Regions from separate parts of the Homo sapiens genome. Here region 1 is linked to region 2. A link is an interaction called in ENCODE POLR2A ChIA-PET data of the cell type or tissue named here. Cell type or tissue: PC-3. All regions are shown on one strand. Each heading gives the region's core, and the rest is flanking DNA. Links, peaks and the distances in the headings are about the cores only. Region 1 overlaps AGO3 (argonaute RISC catalytic component 3). Region 2 overlaps AGO3 (argonaute RISC catalytic component 3).

What was found. Peaks named below come from ENCODE experiments on the same cell type or tissue, not always from the same donor. Only the 100,000 strongest peaks of a DNase experiment are listed, where the experiment ranks them.
Region 1: POLR2A ChIA-PET joins it to region 2 with 6 read pairs; 5 of 35 experiments call an interaction of 5 or more read pairs at or near these places.

Annotation. Positions count from the first base shown.
Region 1 is chr1:36,007,233-36,010,156 of GRCh38, forward strand. AGO3 (argonaute RISC catalytic component 3) reads left to right here. Exons shown (of 19, transcript NM_024852.4): 7 at 1,458-1,545; 8 at 1,665-1,812; 9 at 2,243-2,362. It overlaps LOC105378647 (a long non-coding RNA gene), which reads right to left. Exons shown (of 3, transcript XR_001737972.2): 3 at 2,147-2,639. Among named protein-coding and RNA genes, the nearest start is that of TEKT2, 75 kb to the right of the region's middle. RefSeq lists an enhancer at 1,245-1,746. In PC-3, for the core only: no CTCF peak of the experiment used is centred there; a DNase peak (open chromatin) is centred at 1,509; H3K27ac peaks cover 1,288 bases.
Region 2 is chr1:35,939,386-35,942,309 of GRCh38, forward strand. The region is part of intron 1 of AGO3 (argonaute RISC catalytic component 3); the gene reads left to right. Among named protein-coding and RNA genes, the nearest start is that of AGO3, 9.7 kb to the left of the region's middle. In PC-3, for the core only: no CTCF peak of the experiment used is centred there; no DNase peak of the experiment used is centred there.

The DNA.
Region 1 (2,924 bases), core at 90-2,589, 68 kb after region 2:
ATTATCAGGGAACTAAAAGTTGTTCTCCATCTACCCCATTTTGGACTTTATCCCTTGGAGTCTAGGCCAAACTTTAGAAAGGAGTTGCTTATCTGTGACCTCTGTGTACCTGTTAACTCTTCTCTAGGCTAAGACTGCACTAACCACATGTAGCTACTTAAATTTAAATTAATTAAAATAAAGGCCGGGCGTGGTGGCTCACGCCTGTAATCTCAACACTTTGGGAGGCCAAGGTGGGTGGTTCACCTGAGGTCTGGAGTTCAAGACCAGCCTGGCCAACATGGCGAAACCCCATCTCTACTAAAAATATAAAAATTAACTGGGCATAGTGGCGGGTACTGTAATCCCAGCTACTTGGGAGGCTGAGGCAGGAGAATCACATTAACCCTGGAGACAGAGGTTGCAGTGAGCCAAGATTGCATCATTGCACTCTGACCTGGGCAACAAGAGCAAAAAACTAAAAAAAAAAAACCTAAATAAAATTAAATTTTCAGTTTCTTAGGTACACCAGCTACATTTCTTATGCTTAGTAACATGTTATTAGTGATTACCATATTAGCATAAATGTAGAACATTCCATCACCTCAAGAAAATTCTCTTTGACAGCACTGCTTCAGAAAATTCATCTCGAAGAACTTCAGCCAACAGCTTAAAGCCCATTTCTTCACATTCTAGAGCAGGCCTGGGATCCTTGAACCCCTAGAGTCCACAGATGGACGGCAGGGATCCAAGAACTCCTAAAATCATGTGCTAAATTATGTATATGTGCATTTTGCTGAGAGTTTATTGCTTACATCAGATTCTCAAAGGGATCTTGACTCCATAAGAGGGTAGGGATCACCTACTTTAGGAATTATTTTGGTTACATTTGATTTTTAATAGTATTGGAAAAGAGCTGTGTCACTATATTATACCTCTATAAAAGTGTCACTTTGCTTCTGTTAAAAATGCCTGGAATTTTTTTCTCCTGCTTTATAAATCTTTAAAGGACTTCTTTCTTGAGCTTTACAAAATTCTGATCTTCAAGCAGTATGTGATGACTGGGCTAGGTAAATATCACATAATTTGAAATTATGGAATACCTTGAGAATTATTGGATCTCCTCTTTCATTCCTCCTTCCCTCTCCCAGCATAAATACCTGAATTTATTATAAACAGGATTTTTTATTAATGGAAGATTTTGGCCCTTGATCTATGGGCTTTGCAAATTTTATGATTTTATTTTTTAATGTGTAGAGCTTGATGGGGTAAGGAAAAATTTTGCCATTAGGTCTGTCATGACTGTGACCATTATTAGCAATGTTATATGTAAAATCTGGTGTTTATATCATCTTGCCTGTATCACAGAATTTTTTGTCTGTTCAGAATTGAGTTTTTATGGTAATGAACAGGCTTTATAAGTATAAATATTTTACATGTGACAGTTCTGTAACCTCCATTTTTCTTGTTGGGAACAGGTTTGAAGGTTGAAGTGACTCATTGTGGAACAATGAGACGGAAATACCGTGTTTGTAATGTAACAAGGAGGCCTGCCAGTCATCAAACGTAAGAAAAGTTTGTCAGAGCAGCGATGGTGTGAGGCAGCTTGCTCTAGTTAGTGGGGTTGGGAGTTTTTCTGGCTCATAATGGGCAAGAATTGTTCATGTGTACTTTTTTTTCCTCAGCTTTCCTTTACAGTTAGAAAACGGCCAAACTGTGGAGAGAACAGTAGCGCAGTATTTCAGAGAAAAGTATACTCTTCAGCTGAAGTACCCGCACCTTCCCTGTCTGCAAGTCGGGCAGGAACAGAAACACACCTACCTGCCACTAGAAGTAATGCCTTCACACTGCTAATTAATACCCTGTTGTTCATGATTCTTTTGGGGTCTTTTATGGCCGATAACTTACCTCATACAGAACATTTATTTTGGAATATGAACTGTTTTTAAGTTTTAATTTATTCTAAATTTTCTGTAATGAAATAACACGAAACAAGTTCATCCATAATCCTACCACTCTAATGTAACCACTGTTAACATTTTGGTATACTATACTTCTTTCAGTCTTCATCTGGTGTACATTTTACTTAATTATACTTAATTACTGTAGAGCTGTCTTGTTTACTACTTTTTTACTTAACATATTGAAAATAAGTGGTTTAATGAAGTTGATTTTAAATTTTTATTTACATGTAATTGGCACTAAGTAAGAGCTAAAAAAAAAAGATATATACATGTAGTACAAAACTTTTTTCCATTTGTAGGTCTGTAATATTGTGGCAGGGCAACGATGTATCAAGAAGCTAACAGACAATCAGACTTCCACTATGATCAAGGCAACAGCAAGATCTGCACCAGATAGACAAGAGGAAATTAGCAGATTGGTTAGTACTTAACCTTAGAAATGAGAATTTAAAACATATTAGGGTGAACTGTAATACTAGAGAACCATGTCCTTATCAACCCATACCTTATGACCATTTCATGGACTGTCAGAATTAAAAGCAATCATGGAAGTAATCTAATGTTCTTGATACAAGCCTTGGTGGGCTATATGAGAAGGGTTAGGTCCTTCTCATTTAACCCTGAGCTTTTTAAGTAGATCCAGGGAACAGATCCTCTCAGAAGAAATGTTTCCATTTAGTAAACTGGAACCTCCACCTAAAAGAGGTGGGAAATAGGAGGAAAAGTCAAAGAATTATGACTAGCAATACTAAAATTCTTTTTTTTTTTTTTTTTTTTTTTTGAGACGGAGTCTTGCTTTGTCACCCAGGCTGGAGTGCAGTGGCACGATCTTGGCTCACTGCAAGCTCTGCCTCCCAGGTTCACACCATTCTCCTGCTTCAGCCTCCCCAGCAGCTGGGACTACAGGCGCATGCCACCACGCCTGGCTAATTTTTTTGTATTTTTAGTAGAGACAGGATTTTACCATGTTAGCCAGGATGG
Region 2 (2,924 bases), core at 224-2,723:
GTATGATATAGTGTAAAAAACATGGGTTTTAGAGACAGATTCTGGCTCTTAAATTAACTGAAATTTATTAATGATGTGTCGGTATAGGTTTGAGTGCAAATGTTCTCCTCTTGTAGAGGATGTTGATAGTAGGGTGTCTGTGTGTATGTCAGGGCAGGAGGCCTGGGACATATGGGAAATCTCTACCTTCTGTTCAATTTTGCTGTGAACCTAAAACTTCCCTAAAATAGTCTATCAGAAAAAGTTAACTGCTACTTTGGGCAGTGCATTTAATCTTCCTTAACCTTAATTTTCTTATCTGTACAATGGGATAGTAAGAAGAGATGACACATGCAAAGGAAATGGCCATTTCTCTCTTTTTTATGATATTTTACTATAGAGAATTTAGGATGTATACATATAGGCAGAACTGTATAATAAACTCTATTGTACCCACCACCCAAACGCAGTCATCAACCCACGTCCAATCGCTTCTCTTCTACTTTTCCCTCTTTTATATTTTTGAAGCATATTCTAGGTATAATATGATTTTATTCATATTTAGTAGTAACTATAAAAGTTATGGACTCATGATATAGTACCATTATCACAGCAAAATAATAATCACTTATAAAAATTTCTAATCATTGTTCAAATTTTTACTTGTCTCACATATTATTTTTTAAACTGTTTGCCTTAAAAAAAAATTTTTTTTTTTTTGAGATACAGTCTCACTCTGTTGCCCAGGCTGGAGTTCAGTGGCATGATCTTGGCTGACTGCAACCTTCACCTCCCAGGTTCAAGCGATTCTCCTGCCTCAGCCTCCTGAGTAGCTGGGATTACAGGCATGCGCCATGACGCCCGGCTAATTTTTGTATTTTTAGTAGAGACGGGGTTTCACCATGTTGGCCAGGCTGGTCTTGAACTCCTGACCTCAGGTGATCCGCCCGCGTCAGCCTCCCAGAGTGCTGGGATTACAGGCATGAGCCACCACGCCCAGCCTAAAAAAAATTTTTGATTCAAAATCCAAATAAGTTCTACACATTGTGATTGATCGATATGTCTTTTAAGTGTCTTAATCGGTAAGTTTTCTCTCCTTGTTTTTCTCCTCTGCAATTTATGGGCTGTTTGTCCTTTTAGAATTTTTCACGATCTGGATTTTGCTGGTTCCATCTTTACAATTTAATTTAACATAATCCTTTGAATTTCCTGTAAACTGCTAGTGGATCCAAGGGCTTGATCAAATTCAGGCCATTCTTTTTGAACTTACTACAGTTGGGTTTTTGTCCCTAGCACTTGACTGGAATTGTTTTTATCAAGGTCAGCAAAGACTTAGCTAAACCCAATAGTTCCCAGATCTTCATTTTATTTCATCCACATCTAATGACATTTTCTTCTTGAAACACTGTTTTTCTCCATTTGGTTTTCAGGGTACCACTCTCTCCAGGTCCTCCTCCAACCTTGTTGGCTGTTACTTTTCCAGTTCCTTTGCTGTTTTCATTTCCCTAATTTCTAAATATTGGGAGTATCCTTGGGGTTAGTATTCTGTATCCATGCCACAGTCTGTCTGATCTCTAATCCAGTGGTTTTAAATAACACTTCTATGCTGAGGACACCCACATTTACACCTCCAGCCTGGACCTCTCCTCTGAACTCCACACTCATCTAACTGCTTACTATTCATCTACTTGTAGACACCTCAAATTTAGCATATCCTTAAAATCCTCTTGATTTCCCCTCCAAACTTGCTACTATCACTGAGTCTTTCCTATCTCAGTAAATGACACTTCTGTTCTTTCAGTTGTACAGACCAAAAAACCTTGAGAATGTTTCTCCTCATACCCCACATCTAGTCCATTTAACAATTCCTGTCAGGCCTACCTTCTAAATGTTTTCCACATCCACATCACTCCCCTAACTGTACTACTGTAGTTCTAGCCAACATTATCTTTCACCTAGACAGCCACATAGTCTGCTGACTGGTCTCCCTGCTTGTACCCTTATGTATAATTTTTCATACAGCAGCTGGAGTGATACTTAAAAAAAAATTTAAGTCAGATCATAACACTTTTTCACTCAGAACTCAGAGGGCTGACACTATCTAACTAACTTCAAGACTCACAATAAAGCTACTGTAATCAAGATAATGTGGTATTGGTGAAAGAAACAACTAATGGAACAGAACAGAGAGTCCAGCATGGCAGGTTACCATCCCAATTCTCCTACTTACTAGCTATAAAAATTTTAGGCAAATTATTTCAGTTTTCCTCATCTGTAAAATGATTCCTTCCTTTATAGGGTTGGTATGAAGATTAAATGAGATAATGCATGTAAAAGCACCTAGCAGGCCAGGCTTGGTGGCTCACACCTGTAATCCCAGTATTTTGGGAGGCCAAGGTGGGCAGATCAGTTGTTCTCAGGAGTTCAGGACGAGCCTGGGCAACATGGTGAAACCCTGTCTCTACCAGAAATACAAAAACTTAGCCCTGCATGGTGTAAAATAAAAGCACTTAGCACATTGCCTGAGACATAGTCAGAACTTGATAAATTTTAGAATTTGTGGATTTTCTAAGTTGATCTTGACAAGTTTCATAAGAAAGAGGCAGATCAAGTATTATTTTCATTTTTTAGATCAGGAAACAAATTCAGGGACAGTATTTGGTGACAGTCAAATGATTAGATAATTGGCAGAGCCAGTACTAAGGGCTAGTACGGAATTTGTACAGTATTACTTATCTCAGGCTAGGATAGGAAAGATTATGCCCTCTGAAGAGATTTTTAAAAAAACACAAAGCGGAATTTAAAAACAAATGATTCAGGCAGCATTTTAGTCTCTTTTCATCTACACTGAATAAAAGTTATTGTTAGCCCAATTTTTTATTCCTGATACAAACTCATTCTTTTGATATATTGTTGGATTTAATTTAACATTTTGTTAGGATTTT